Linked DNA regions of Mus musculus: region 2 is linked to region 1. Evidence: chromatin loops called from intact Hi-C (ENCODE). Cell type or tissue: left cerebral cortex. All regions are shown on one strand.

Region 1 (8,000 bases):
GTGAAAGTAACAATGAGCTCTCCATTCACTCATAACGTGTGTGTATAAAATGTGCACAGGGCACTTAGGCAAGCATACTTCTGCCAAGGGTGGTATACAGCCTGACAAAGGCCAGTGAGTAAATGAGCTATATGGAATATGGCAGTGAAAACTGCTTTAAAGCACACAGTGGAAACATCAAGCCTGGTCTAGGAACTGGTCAAAGCAAATGAAGTGACATTTAAAACAGGAAAAAAACAGGGAAAATAAAACAGAGGACAACAAATTTAGAGCAATCCTCCCGCTTTCTTGGGTTACAGGCATGAATCACCATGACCCACTAGTTCTGTTGTTCTTGTTCATTTAAATGGTTAATTTTAAGTAAGCCCAACTTGTATTCTCACCCTCTATTCTAGGGCGGTGCTCTGGTGAAAACACTGATCAGAGTCCTGTAACTGCCTAATGCTCCAAACATACTATCTGCTTTTTGAAAACAGTTGATGCTATTTGGATCCTTGAAATATTTTAGTAAAGTACTCATGACAAAGCAAGAATCAGGCTTCGACTGGCTAGGTCTTCTGTGGTAGGATCTTTGCTGGAGTATGGGAGCCTCAACCTCACCGTTCTCTTGTCTCGGCCTTTATGAGTACTGAGATTGTGAGGAGGCTACCATACCCGCATTCTCATTCTCATTTCAAATGATTGTAGAGTTGGAGAGATGGCTCAGTGGTTAAGAACACTTGTTACTCTTGCAGACAGTCAGATTCAGTTCCTAGCACCCACATGGTGGCTCAAAACCACCAGTAACTCCAGTTCTAGAGTATCTAACAACCTACTCTGACCTCTACATACACCAGGCATACATGTGATGCACCTGCACACAAAAAAGCAATTCATACATATAAAATAAATAAATCTGAGAAAAAAATTAATTGTAATTTTTTTCTTTCAGTTCACAATGACAATCTAATCTCAAAATTATCACTCAAAAAAAGTAAATGGTCAATAGTGAAATGGGAGACTTGTTTCTCATTCCTACCAAAAACCATTGAAATGATAAAGACATTGATTAAAACTAGAATTAATCTACACTAGCAATGAAAAATGAATAATGCCATGGTAGAGCAATCTTAGAGCATTTCTGAGAGGAATCTATTGCAGTAGATCAAGTGTAAACATTGTAGCTCTAACTCTAGAAGACTGGTTAAACACTCTAGAAGACTAGTTAAACACTCTAGAAGACTGGTTAAACACTCTTCTACTCAGCAGCAGAGCTAACAGCAAGGCCTGGGTTAATAAACACCAAAAGCAAAAATGACCCATAGAGAAATCTCTAAGGCAGATATTTAAGGACTGGGCAGAGGACACCCCTCCCTGGAAGACTACTTGCATGGCATAGCATACACAGGCCCTGGCTTGATTTCCAGCATCTCAAAACCAAATAGAGAAACAAAACTAAGCAAGCAAGCAAGCAAACAAAATACATTCATTAGAAAACTCCACAGCAGCCTACAAAAAATTAAGCTGTAGGGAAAAAAAAGCAGAAGACCAGAACAAAACTCCTCTGAAGACAAGAGTCAAAATAAATTCATTTGAAAGTGTAAGTGATGCAAAAAGTCAACCAACCATTTAAAACAGTGTAAGCAAGCGCGGGCCCACAAGCCCGATCCAGCTGTAACCTACTTCTGTGAGCTGTTTCCTTGAAACACAGCCACTCACTCATTTACACACTCACTCATTTACACACTCACATATGGTTGCCTTCACACCACAAATGCAGAGCTTAGTAGCTGCCACTTAGATTATGGACCACAAAGCCTAAAATACTTTTGTTTTTAAGAGTATCAGGAGGATGGACATCTAGAAACTGCCATATCCGGGGATCCATCCTATAATCAGCTTCCAAACGCTGACCCCATTGCATACACTAGCAAGATTTTGCTGAAAGGACCCTGATATAGCTGTCTCTTGTGACAGCAAGAAGGCAAGGAGTTTGCTCTTCTGACTGTTTAAGAACCTGTTGCCTCCTCCCTGACTAAGCTAGCAGACAGGCCTACACACTCCTTCAGAGATTTGGAAACTTCAACTATTAAAAGTTTCAAAATTTAAAAAGCTAAAACACATTTTTATAGGTCAAATACCTTTTCAATGTTTATAAATTAGACTGTACTTCTAATGCAATTAAAGAAAAAAAAAATCTCAACAGGCAGCGGTGGCCTTACTGCACTCTTAGTCTCACCAGAGGCCAGCCTAGTATACAGCTCAAGTTTTATTAGGACAGCCACGGATACACAAAACCAAACTAACCAATCAGCCAATCAACCAAACCAACACCTTCAAGTTCTTAAATGTTTCTCCTTAGAAATAATTTATATGAATTATACGCTCCTCAGAACATTCCAGACTCCAAAAGGGGGGGAGGGACAACCCTTTAGAGCAGTGGGGTGGTTTAGTGGGCAAAGCCTCACAATCTAAGTATGACCCAGAACCCATGTCAGGAGGAGAGAACCAAGCTCACACAGCTGTCTCCGACCACCACGCAAATGCTGTGCCTGTGCACACGCATGCATGCACGCATGCATGACTACATGTACAAAGATTACTGAATTCAGAAACTTATTACTATTGTACAATTTTCTCAATCTTTTTATTTGTTCTTTGAGACAAGGTCTTACTATGTAGCCTTAGCTGGCCTGGAACTTGCTATGTAGACCAGGTTAGCCTTCAGCTCCCAGTCTCAATCTTCTAAGAACTAGCATTAAAGAGCAGGCTCCTTCTCAATCTTTTGACTTCAAAACCTCTGCTCTAAGCCTTTCTGCTTGGAGGCGGCACTAGGGGAGCTCAGCTCTTAACCCAGTGTGAGGCTTCATGTGGATGTACATGGAGAGGTGAAGGAGGAAAGGACAGCTGCTTAACTAGCCAATCAGCCTGGCCACCCCTGGGCTGCAGTGGTGACAGCATGTCTCTTTCAGACATCATGGACTGCTTTCACACACTGCCAATTTAATTGAGACATGGGTATTAGGTAAAGGCTCTGTAGATTTTCCTCAGGACCTCACACGTCCTAGGCAAGTGCTCAGCACACTGCTGAGCTATGATGTGTAACTGACACACGATGGAAACCGGACAAAGAACTTCTGCTTGCCTGGAGCACACAAGCCACCAACTGGAAACATTTACTTAACCAAAGTTTCATGAGCTAGAAGTAGAAAAGTTTACTTTTCTAGAAGCTCTACTGTTGAGGCCTGGGAGGATGTATGCGATGCTGAGAAGATTTGGGGACCCCGCCTTTACACATCTGGTAAGAACCCTGGAATGATGGTCACCATCCGGAGGTTCCAGACAATCAATATCAGGGTCTTAGACATCACTGCTCCCAACAAAGTGTTAGAAAACACAACTTCAAAGGAAGAGCTAACCATTCAGCAATCTGTTTCTGCCACATGGCTGACAGGCCTCTCCCCAAACCTGGTCATCTCTCCCCCTACCCCAAGAGTTCTTCCTCCCCCCTTATCTAAAACCTAACTATGGGGAAAATGGGTACACAAATAGACCAACTATGCCCTTGGGGGCATAAGCCCACCTTGACTCTGAGAGAGATTGAAAGACAAGCCATCTGTATATAGGCAGGCTCGAATAAGATATCAGAGTCTCAGTACCTTCAACACTGTAATGTAACAATTCATCTACAGGTGTTAACTGCAAAATTTCCTCATATTATTTAGTACCTTCAAAGGACACCTGGCTTGCTTTTGCCTCTCTGTTATCAGTCCCTTTATCCTCACTGAAACCTTCGCTTACCTGTTCCCTTGCCTGAGGTAAACTATAATTCTAGAGAGAGAGCTGAGTGTGGGAACACCCGGGACATCTACACTGATCCCGGACGGCCAGGGCAGCTCCAACAGTGCCCCTCCTAACAGACATGGGCACAACAGGGTCTGCCAGCACGGGAGTAGCAGCACTTATTAAGGGAGATCAAAATTTCAAATACTCAAGTCAACAAACTGATCAAGACCTGTCAGAATAACAAAATGCCAACAAAGACTGATATAAAAGTTGGTCCCCACTGGTCTTAGAAAAAAATTAAGAGTCAATGATTTGACTCTAAGGAATAAGCTCAAGGGGGGCATGTGGAGGCCTGCTCTTTTTAACATAACGGAGCCATTCTGTATTCAAGCTCCTTTTACTCAAATGGTGAAATGAAGTTCAGGTTCTCCAGACTCCACTTCCCAGAAGTGATCATCCACAGCTGACCCTGAGGAAAGCTGCTAACAAGCCGAAAGTTCTAGCTGAATTACTTATGCTCTACTTTCTCAACGGTCTTAAATTCCCCTGTTCACCACCCATCCCCCACCCCTCTTACCTCACTTAAGACCAATCTGCTTAAAAGTTGGCTGATAATACACTGTCTAGTTAGCCTAAAATATTGTACTACTTCACTGCTTGTCTTTAAAACTTTGAACCTGGCTTTTCATATAAAAAGTCTACTTGGAGGACAGATTAGTACAACTCCTTTCGTGGTCCTGATCGATCAGTATTAGGATATACATTCAATAAACTATTCTTGCTTAACTGAGATCAGTGATTCTATGGTTTGCGGCAGTTCCTGAACCTCAACATCTACACACAAGAAAACAAAACCAAAAACCTCCATCTGCTTCTCTCTCGGGCATTAACAGTTCACCTAAGTCATAAAGTGGGGGAAAGATCTGCCTAGGACGTCTCGCCTTTAGACAGCACTGTAAAACCTTAAATACCCCAATTTAAACACTCATCTATACCACTATGTCCATTTACTTGAACTATCTTACATCTTTTCAAGGTTTATTTTTATTTATTTCTATGTCTATATCATGTATGTACATGTGCCTGCAGAGGCCAGAAGAGGGCATCAGATCCCTGGAAGCTAAAGTTACAGTAGCTTTGTGCTGTCTGAAGTGGGTGTTCTCAACCACTGAGAAATCTCTGCAGCCCTATTTGGGTTATTTTATAGGTCATATTCCAGCTAGCACTTTCCCTTCTACTGTTTCTCAATAATACAAGCAAATACAAGTGCAAATCAGACCATTTGATCCCTTTTTAAAAATTTTTTCCCTTAGAATTCTTTGGTTTGTTTTTTGTTTACTTGAGACAGGGTCTCTCTACATAGCCCTGACAGTCCTGGAACTCACTATGTAGACTAAGCTGGCTTCCAACTCACAGAAAGTCACTTGCCTCTGTGTGAGTGCTAGGATTTAAGGGCATGTGGCACTATACCCAGGCCTTTCTGACATTTAATTTAGTTACGTGTGTGTGTGTGTGTGTGTGTGTACAGGCACATGTGCCTCACTAAGGCCTGTGTGAGTCAGAGGACACCTTTGGCGTCAGTTCTCTCCCCCACTGTCACTGTATGGATTAAACACGGGTCATTCACCAGACTGTGGCAAGTGCTTTTACCAGCTGAGCCAACTTACCAGCTTGCGGTAACTGTAAAATAACATTTAGTTTGTCACTGAACTAGAATAAGCTCAAGCTCTTCTAACTCTTATATAACAGATTAGTCCTTTCCCAATTCCATGCTTTAGCCGCCCTCTGATCCTGGAGTGTGATATGCTTCCTTGGCTCTCTGACTCTGCAGAAGTCTTCTTTAATACAAACCCTGGTTGTTTTAGTTAGTTTCTACTCGTGTGATCAAACACTATGACCATCAACAACTTGGGGAGGGAAGGGTTTATTCCAGTTTACAACTCTCAGGTCCCTCCACTGCTGAGGGAAGTGGGGACAGGAACCTGGAGGCAGGAGCTGATGCAGAGACCCAGGAGGAGTGCCATTTCCTGGCTTGACCCCCATGGCATGTTCGACCTGCTCTCTTACACTATCAGGTATCACCACCAGCTCTGGGGTGGCACCACTCACAATGGTCTGGGCCTTCCCAACTAAATCATCAATTAAAAAAAAGTACCACTTTCTCGCCCATGGGCCAATTTGGTGGGGATGATATCTGTCTCAATTGAGCCTTTTCAAAACAACTCTAGATCGTGTCAAGTTGACTTAAAACTAGCAAACACTGGACTTCTAACTTCAGCTAGCCAATTCCTGATTTAGAGTGCTCCCATGAGACCATGCATTTTCCCAGTATCATGCGGGAACCTATGAACTCCAGTGGTTGTTGATAACTGTTAGTTTTATTAAATGTTAGCAATTTAGAATCAAGTAGAGTAAACGTTCACCTGAGCGAAAAACGGGGACCATACCTGTTATGACTACAAACAGGCAGGCCATGTCTGTAAGAAGCAAAGGCCTTACCTTTCTTTGGTGCTTTATCAATGTTAGTTTCTGGCGATTCCACTTTTTTTCCCAGCCTCTGTGCAAGGCTTCGCTTTAATGGAGGGTCACTATCACCACCTACAAATAGGGAGAAACTCATTTTAAGATTTGATCTTCAACAAAGTAAAAAACAAAAATAGACAATTTAAAATATTCTCGGATAGGCCGCAGTGGTGCATGCCTTTAACCCCAGCACTTGTGGGCCAGAGGCAGACAGATCTCTGAGTTCTGAGATCTGGTCTCTGGACAGCCAAGTCTATGCAGAAAAACCCTGTCTCCAAAAACAAAAACAAAAAAACAAATGAACAACAACAACAAAAAAAAAAAACCACTGAAAGTTTTCTACATTTAAATGATGTTTGCCCACCTGCTTCCTAGAACTTAATGTTAAAACCAAAATGTCCCAGAAAGAAAAAAATTAGTATACAAAACAAAACAAGACCATGAATGAATTTTGAAAAAAAAAAAAAAAAAAACAATTACTAAACTTACACACTGACTCATAAGCCTGGGATGAAGCTAAAGCTCAAAGACAGCAATGTCCTTTTGACTGTGTGGATGGTGTTAAGTCAACTTGACACAAGCTAGAATTATCCGAAAGAAAGGAACCACATATGAGAAAATGCCTCCATAAATCAAGCTGAAGGGAATTTTCTTAAATTCTAATTGATGAGGAAGGGCCCAGTCCACTGCGGGTAGTGCCATCCCTGGGCTGATAGCCCTGGGTCCTATAAGCAGGCTGACCTAGTCATGAGGAGCAAGACAGTAAGCAGCACCCCTCCATGGTCTCTGCGTCAGCTCCTGCCTCCAGGTCCCTGCCCTAACTTCCTTCGATGAAGAACAGTGATGTGGAAGTGTAAGATGAATAAATTCTTTCCTTTCCAACTGTTTGGTTATGATGTCTCATCACAGCAATAGAAACCCTAACTAAAACACCAACAAACTCTGAATTCATAGTAAATTCAGTTAGGAAGATAGTAAAAGAATTTATAGTGCTAATTTTTCCTGGGGTAAGAAGACTCTGAAGAGCCGGGCAGTGGTGGCGCACGCCTTTAATCCCAGCACTCGGGAGGCAGAGGCAGGCGGATTTCTGAGTTCGAGGCCAGCCTGGTCTACAGAGTGAGTTCCAGGACAGCCAGGACTACACAGAGAAACCCTGTCTCAAAAAAAAAAAAAAAAAAAAAATCTAAGACTCTGGTTAGAGCTGTGGCTCTCAGGGCCTTATGTTCAATATCCACCACTAAATAAACTTGGTGATGGCGGTTAAATGATCAAATCCTGCCTTAAAAAGAGAAAGTAGAAGAAGGGAGAGGAAAGATAAAAGGAAGGAGAAGGAAGAAGAAGAGGAGGGAGGAGGACTCCACTAACCAACTGAAAATATCTAAGGTTCTTATTCTTTTTTTTAAAACATTCATTTATTTTATGCATGAGTATACTGTAGCTGTCTTCAGACACACCAGAAGAGGGCATCAGATCCCCTTACAGATGGTTGTGAGCCACCAAGTGGTTGCTGGGAATTGAACTCAGGACCTCTGAAGAGCAGTCCATGTTCTTAACTGCTGAGCCATCTCTCCAGCCTAGGTTCTGATTCTTTTGTTTCTATGATCCATTAAGTTTAATGCAGACTGTTGTCTGACTATAATACTATCAGCCTTTCTGTATTTGTTAGCCAAAAGGGAAGGAGTAATGGATAGGGAACCATTAGGAAAACCATA
Region 2 (8,000 bases), 64 kb after region 1:
AGAGCCTGGACACAACCTACTTGTTCCAGTTCTCCCAAGGCCCAGAGTACTGTGCAGGAAATCCCGCCACGCCAGGCTCTGGGGAGCCTGCTTAGCTAGAGACAGATAGTCTGGGGGCTGGGACCTAGGTCTCTGCCTACATTTCCTTGGGATCAGGTTTGAAGAAAAACTAGTATTCCTTTAACCTGGTAGTGGTGGGAGGCAGAGGCAAGAGGATCTCTGAGTTCGAGGCCAGCCTGGTCTACAAAGTGAGTTCCAGGACAGCCAAGGCTGTACAGAGAAACCCTCTCTCAAAAAAACAAAAACAAAACAAACAAACAAACAAACAAACAAAAACAAAAAACAAACTATTATTCCTCTAACCTGGTAGTGGTGGGAGGCAGAGGCAAAAGGATCTCTGAGTTCGAAGCCAGCCTCGTCTACAGAGTGAGTTCCAGGACAGCCAGGGCTACACAGAGAAAACCTGTCTCAGAAAACAAACAAAAATAAACCAAAACAACAAACCAATCTCGGATTCTGCACTGGATTCCTTGCTCTAGAGACTGGTGGCCAGGTTGCCCTTGTGAAGGTGAGTGGGGCCTCAAGGGAAGACAGGAGGAACTGACCTCAGATGGTAAGCAAAATATTTTTCCCTGTGTGTGATCATCTCTTTTGTTTGTCCAGCCCGCTGCAGGCCTTACCTCCCCCGGTGCCATTCCAATCCAGTGCCTAAGGAAAACCACCTCAGAGGAATTCTCTCCCCAGGCTGCCGGCTCCACAACTTTCCTTCCTCAAGTCAAACCTGGCTAAGAGATTAAGATAAGGTGGGGAACACTTTCTGAGAAACAAGGTGCATGTTTTAAACTGGATTCTTCTAGTGTTCCTTAAAACCTTTCAAAATCATTTTAGTGTGATGTTCGATTATAAACTAGTAGGGCTGGTTTTATTCTAGCTTTTTCTTTGGTCAGGGTCTTGCTGACCTTGAGCTCTCAATCTTCCTGCCTTAGAATTCCCAGTGCTGGGATTATAGGCATATGCCACCGTACTAGGGTTAGATTGGCTTGAAATAGACTCAACTTATGTATATTGGTGAGCAGTCTCTTGATGGAAGTGGGGGAGAGGTGTTGCATGCTACGCCATCAGTGCCCATAATGCCAAATTCTTTCAGATGTCTTCTTCACATAGGCAGGCACAAGTTCAGATTCTAACCACCCAAAGGATCCTGGCAACAGTAAAAGTTAATACACAATATTGTTGTGAAAATTAATTGGTCCACTAATGAAAAATGTCTGGTTCTGAACTTCCAATACACACACACACACACACACACACACACACACACACACACGAGCTTATTAAACAGGGCCTGCTATGCTGTTATAGTGACATTAATCTCATCCTCTAATTAATTAGAACTGTCCCCATTGTCCTCCATTCCACTGTTACTTTAGTCCTTAAACACAGGGCCAGCCTGGCTCTATCCCAAACAAAACATCGGTAACTCCCCGTCCCATACCTATGATGCAGGGCTCACTGGGCAGCTAGTCTTAGGTTCTCCCTTGGCATGGCATCTGGTCTAGATGGTGGCTCCCCTGTGAGTGCATGTATTACACAGAGGCCCTATCCACTCTCACTTTGTATGATGGGTGCCCAGGTATCTTCATTTCATAAGCACTTTTTTTTCCTTTTGTAAAAGACCTGTAAAGTCATCTCTGAAGCCCTGTGCTAGTCCTTTCTGGCATGTAGACCTTGAGGTCATTGTTACTTTTTACCTTGGACTCTTAGATTGTTAAAAACATCAAATATTATCTTTAGAAAAAATATAATAACATCTTGTGTGTGTAAAAGAAAAATGTGGCTCAAGAGTCACCGCTGAATGAGAGAAAAGAAAAATAAAAGGAAGGACGAGACAGGACATGAGTGTTCCTAGGAATGGCGGAGGAGAAAATGTAGGTAAAGGGAGAGCGGTAGCCAGAGGCAGAGACATCTGGGAGAGTCCAGGACAGATGTGACCAGGCGCCAGGTGAGGAGATGGGGGAGGGGAAGGAAGCGAGGAGAGAGGGGAACCAGGTGCAGCAGCCGAGAAGGGAAAAGGTAAAACCAAAATGTCTGGATTATACAGAGAAGAGCCTCTGAGGGAAGGGCAGCGCAGCCCCTGGGCTGGAGAGTTTGGGGTAGAAGGTGGGGTATGTCAGCCATACAGTGTGGCAAGTAGGGACTGGGGGATGTTGAGAGAACCTGGAGGCCAGGTCTGCTTTGTTAGGTTAAATAGACACCTCAGCCATTTGTCCCGGGTTTGAAACTTGAAACAGTCATCTCTGTGAGCTTTCCTCCCTAGGACCTGGGTCTTCTTCTGCGTCTCCATCGCTCTGTATGTGACATGTTTTGGGGGAACTTCTGCCTTTGATGTACATCTTGTCTCCCTGAGTGGTCTCTGAGACCCTTGGGGCAGAAGAGTGGAACTCCCGAGTCTAAGAACCCAGAGTCTCACAAAGATGACTGGGTCTCTCACATGTTTTCTTCAGCGTTTCTTGCTGCATTTCTGATCCACAGCAAGTCGGGTGTGAGATACTGGGGATTGCTCTGTGGCTTTTCATTCTCCCTGCTGTGAACGCAGGGGACAAGGGACAAGGGACAAAGGTCAGTGCTGCTCTCACAGGGAGAAAGCCTGGACACTTATCACCAGACTCTGTCCCACAAAGGTGTCACCAGTAGCTCTTACATTCCTGGGGGAGGGGGTGGAATGTCTAAATTGCCTTGTGTGAAAGAATGAAAAAGAACCCAAAGCAGGCTTCCTTTTTGAGGCATTTTGGGGCTGGGACTACCTTAGATGACAGGGAAAACCCCAGGAGGTCTCCCTTCCCCCTTCATTGTTCAGTCCCTGAGGCCTTTCCAGTCAAGACAGGTCTGAAGCATAACAAAGACAGCAAATACCTTCTTTTTAAGTTAAGGATGTGAGAAAACCAGTATGGTTCCCTCCCTTCTCAGCTCCTGCCTCCACCCTACCCAAGACCTTTGAGCAGCATGAGTAACATTCAGAAGTGAGGATTGAGGCCAGGCCTTGCAAGTGGTCTCTGCACCCTCTCTAAGACAGGGACTCTGAGAGGGGAGGTGGTTGCTATTGGTTGATTAGGAACTTTCAAGGGCAGACCAGTCCTCTGCCTGCTTGGTTCTAATGGGAGTCTCTATTTAGTGTCCCAGGAGACCTACCAGCCTGTCAGCCACAGAACAGTAGTGATGAGGTACATCTGCTATTAACAACCCAACTTTTCTTGGCCCTCAAGCTGCAAGAGGCCAGAGTCCCTCCTCTAAGAGGAAAAGCCAGCCCCTGGGCCCTGGCAGGAAATGGTAGCACCCAGCACAGGATATCTGTGATAGCCACAGCAGGAACCAGATGTTTGTAGCAAGTCTCAGGGGAGGGGATGGGCACAACACCTACCTGTGACCCAGATGGCAAAGGGACAAGGGGAGCCAGAAGGCGGAAGGTGTAGGTCAGAGCTGGTTTCTTTGTGCCTCTTAGGGAGGAGTAGAGATGCCCAGCACTAACCATTGTGCCATCTCACCGACAGAATGTCCCAAACACTTGATGGGTGGCATCTCCTTTTAGCTATTTTGTGTGGCCTAAGACATCAGCCTGGCAATGGGGCTTGGACCTCTCTGTACTCGTAGCTTAGGTCACCCGAGTATGGCTCTCCACTGTCCCAGCAGATAGTGGGATAGGTCATTGCACCCTCTGTTATGATCCCCCAGTGAACCATCATTGCCCAGAAAGAAGCCTCTAGACTCTGACTGTTCCATTTGCACTTTTCCTTTGAGTCTCTCAGTTCAACCTTTGATATCCTTGAAAGGCCCCCAGACAAATAAGATCTCTGCTTCAGGGCCAGCCCTTTCTGGCCCCTTTTCATTCAGCTCACTTGCATGTTGTCTGGATTTTTGGGGGTCCACAAACATCTGTCACAACAGCCTTCTCTGATCACTCAGTTCTCCCATCTTGTCATCTATGTCCCAACACTCCCTAACCCCCATCCCCAGTTTACCTCACTTTAGTCTCCATCCTGGTCCTAAGTACCCCCGACAAGGTACATATTTGTTTTGTCCCTTTCCCATGAGACTAAACTGAAAGGGGGGGGGGAGGCAGGCGCGACGGCGGGGGGGGGGGTGCAGTGAGGGCTTTGGGCTTCGAGTAATTCAACTTCAGTGCACACGCCCCTGGCGTGATCAATACTGTATTTGCTTACTGAATGAGTAGACAGTGTCCAAGGACAAGAAACAAGAGTACAGTGGACTCCCACAGGTCTTGCCGGGCACAAGTTTGGTCAGTCGATTGACAAAAGAATTCTCACACTTCAGGAATTCATGTTTGTCTTTGTTCCAGACACAGGTGGCTGGGCTGGAGGGCAAGCCTGCTGGCACATGTCCCGGTATGTGGGAGTGTTCAAAGCCCACAATTATGCTGCATTCCAGGGAGAGAAAACAGTGGAAGAGAACTTCCATTCAGGCTCTGAGAGTTATTAATAACAGCTAAAGACCAGGGCAAGAATAGAAAGAGTGTCAGAGTTGGAGAGACCCTGAAGTCTCGCAGCAGGCAGGCGGCAGGGTCAGGATCTGACCCGGCCTTTTCATTCTCAGGCCTGGCTTTCTCACCTTGCCTCAAGGGGCACCTCACTCCTGGACAATTTACACCATTCCAGCTGGAATACATCTCTGGGTTTCTAAACGAGTGTTGTTTCTACATCAAATTCCAGAAGAGTTTTCCATTCTACTATACAGTCAGCTAGATAATACTATCAACTCCAATCACTATGTTTTATAGATTTTTATTTGCGTGTGTGTGTGTGTGTGTGTGTGTGTGTGTGTTCCTGTGTGCATATAGATATATGGAGGCCAGAGGTCCTCCTTGAGTGTTGTTCTCAGCAGCCATCTACCAAGGATTTTTTGTCTTGTTTTGTTTTTCTCTGTGTAATCCTGGCTACCCCAGAACTCTCTGTAGACCAGGCAGGCCTCAAACTCAGAGATCTGCCTGTTTCTGCCTCCCAAGTGCTGGGATTGAATGTATGCACCACCACTGCCTGGCCCACCCAGCTTTTTGAGAGAGGGTCTCTTTTTATCTGGTGCTCACTGGTTAGGCTTGCCTGGCTGGCAGGCCAGTGAGTCCTAGTGTTCTGTCTTTGTCACCCCAACACTGGGGTTACAAGCACACACCACTATGCTTTGCTTTCTCATGTGGCTTCTGGGGACTGAACTCAGGTCTTCTTGCTTGAATGGTTAGCACTTTACCGACTAAGCTGTCACCTAAGCACAGCTTAGTCTGAAGTGCTGGCGGAGACCTTCTGTAGGAGCTGTTTAATGATTTTTATTTTAATTTTTGTACATTTTAACTTATGTGCATGTATGCATGCCTGCTGTGTATATGTGTACCCTGTGTGTGTGAAGGTACCAGTGGAGGCCAGAATTTCAGATGCTCTGAAAATGAAATTACAGGCGGTCGTGAGCTGCCTGACGCCAGTACTGGGTACTGAACTGGGATTCTGGAGAAGAGCAGCAGATGCTCGCAGTTGCCGAGCCATCTCTTCGGTCCCCAGTTCAATGTTTCCAAGTCATTTAAAAAAGGTAGAGCTGGGCTGGAGAGATGGCTCAGCGGTTAAGAGCACTGACTGCTCTTCCAGAGGTCCTGAGTTCAATTCCCAGCAACCACATGGTGGCTCACAACCATCTGTAATGAGATCTGATGCCCTCTTCTGGTGTGTCTGAAGACAGCTACAGTGTACTCATATAAGTAAAATAAATGAATACATCTTTAAAAAAAGGTAGAGCTACTCTGGAAGGCAAATCTAAACCAAACACAAGGGGCTGGAGAAATGGCTTATTGGTTAAGAGCACAGACTGCTCTTCCAGAGGTCCTGAGTTAAATTCCCAGCCACCACATGGTGGCTCACAACCGTCTGTAATAGGATGCGATGCCCTCTTCTGGGGTGTGTCTGAAGACAGCTGCAGTGTACTCATATAAATAAATAAATAAATAAATAAAGATGTTTACATTTAAAAAAAGGTCTTTTTGCTCTTTATAGAAGACCCAAGTTAAATTTCCAACACCCATATGGTTGTTCACAACCATCTATAACTTCAGTTCTAGGGGACCGATCTGCTTTCTAACCTCTGTGAGCACTTGGCATATGCACGGTGCACGTAGATACATGCAGGCAAATACTCAAGACACATGAAATAAAATAAATCTAACAAACAAACAAACCACCATCTTTTGGCACTGGGCCTCACTCTGTAGCTTAGGTGAATCTGGAACTCAGTACACGGCACAGGCTGTTCTTGAACACACTGCCGTCCTCCCGAGTCCCCACACTGGTCAACAAAAGAACCCAAACCAAAAATGAAACAAGAGAAAATCTAAAAAAAGGACTACTATTTTTTTTGTAACACCTGTGCTCTGAATCATCTTTGAGGGCTTTCTGACCATCAATGTGGGTGTCTGTTTTTTTGTCTTCAGTATCACAAACAAAAGTTTTAAGGCGGTCTAGCGTGAACATCTGCGATTTGGAACAAGTCGCTTCCATAGCAGTATTCCCGAGCATAGGAGTAAGGATGAGCTTAGCCCGAGCTTGTGCTGTGCTGGGACGAAGTGTCTGCTGTGAGGAGATGTCTCTCTACGGGAGGCACATGGAGGAAAGTGAGCAGCAGCTGGGTTGGTACACAGAGCCTAGGTCTGCTGAGAAGAAGAAGCAGAACCACCCCTTGCAGTGTGGTGATGCCAGCCAGCAATGCCAGTGGGCTTCAACCTGTGGGTCTAGACCCCTTTGAAGGAAGATCGAATGACCCTTCTACAAGGGTCACCAAAGACCATCAGAAATATCAGATACTTACATTATGATTCATTATAGTAGTAAAATTACAGCTATGAGCCAGCAATGAAAATAATTTTATGGCCAGAGGTCACCGCGACATGAGGAACTGCACTAAAGGGTTCCAGCCTTAGGAACCACTGAGCCATGCAGACAGCTCAAGTATTTGCTTTGCCTAAAATTCATGAAAAGATGCATAATTTCTGGGTGTCATTTGACTTCCCAAACACATGAACTATTAACTCCTTGGTTTAACTGTAGAGACTGCATGCTGTGTGCGTGACATCATTCTCTCAGAGATGGCAGCCTTTATTCAAGGGGCTCTCTTGTGTTTTCTAGGGTAAGGGAAGTGGTGCTAGTCCAGGGAGCTGTTAGAGAAGTCAAGTCTTGTTGCTAGCTGGCTCTACATCAGGGGTCAGATACAGAAAGCACCTGTTTTCAAGATGAACGCTTCCTCATCTATACACATAGCAGACTATTCCTCTTGTTGTCTTAGTTTGGTCTTTTAAAAAGGTTTATTTATTTAATGTATATGAGTACACTGTAGCTGTCTTCAGACACCCTAGAAAAGGGCATCAGGTCCCATTACAGATGGTTGTAAACTACCATGTGGTTGCTGGGAATTGAACTCAGGACCTCTGGAAGAGCAGCCAGTGCTCTTAACCACTGAGCCATCTCCAGCCCCCTTGTTTTGCTTTTTGAGACAGGGCCTCTTTACATAGCTCTGCTTATCCTGGAATACACTCTATAGACTAGCCTCGAACTCACAGAGATCTGCCTGCCTCTGCCTCCCAATGCTGGGATCAAAAGTATGTGCCACCATGCCCAGCCTATTTCTTATGACTTAGGTTCACACTCAGTGTAAAAAGAAGCTAAGGACATCACACACAAACAAGGATTTTATTTACAGTAGAGCTACAAAATCATCTGTCTGTGAAAACAGGCCACTCATCCCCCCCTTTCTGCTTCCAGCGACAAGATCGTGTCCTAACAGACAGAGACCAGGAACAGGTAACCATTGAGTTGGTACCTGATGGGTTATATAAGGACCTGCTACAGTCCCCTGGCCTTGTGTAGGCTTGGGAAGGAAACAGGCAAACACGGTAAGAGCTTTAAATCACTCAGTGACCACATGAAGAGGACTTGTTTCTAAAAGAGGGAGCTACG

What was found. A loop is a pair of places that touch in the nucleus more often than their neighbours do. Peaks named below come from ENCODE experiments on the same cell type or tissue, not always from the same donor. Only the 100,000 strongest peaks of a DNase experiment are listed, where the experiment ranks them.
Region 2: it touches region 1 in a loop (2.1-fold over the local background); 2 of 42 quality-filtered maps call a loop at or near these places.

The regions. Positions count from the first base shown.
Region 1 is chr1:133,627,498-133,635,497 of GRCm38, forward strand. It overlaps Zc3h11a (zinc finger CCCH type containing 11A), which reads right to left. Exons shown (of 18, transcript NM_001276767.1): 12 at 6,265-6,363. Among named protein-coding and RNA genes, the nearest start is that of Snrpe, 21 kb to the left of the region's middle. In left cerebral cortex, CTCF peaks have their summits at 4,849 (motif pointing right) and 7,781 (motif pointing right); DNase peaks (open chromatin) are centred at 1,695 and 4,869.
Region 2 is chr1:133,691,742-133,699,741 of GRCm38, forward strand. It overlaps a transcript of Lax1 not described here. Among named protein-coding and RNA genes, the nearest start is that of Lax1, 5.6 kb to the left of the region's middle. In left cerebral cortex, no CTCF peak of the experiment used is centred here; a DNase peak (open chromatin) is centred at 4,384.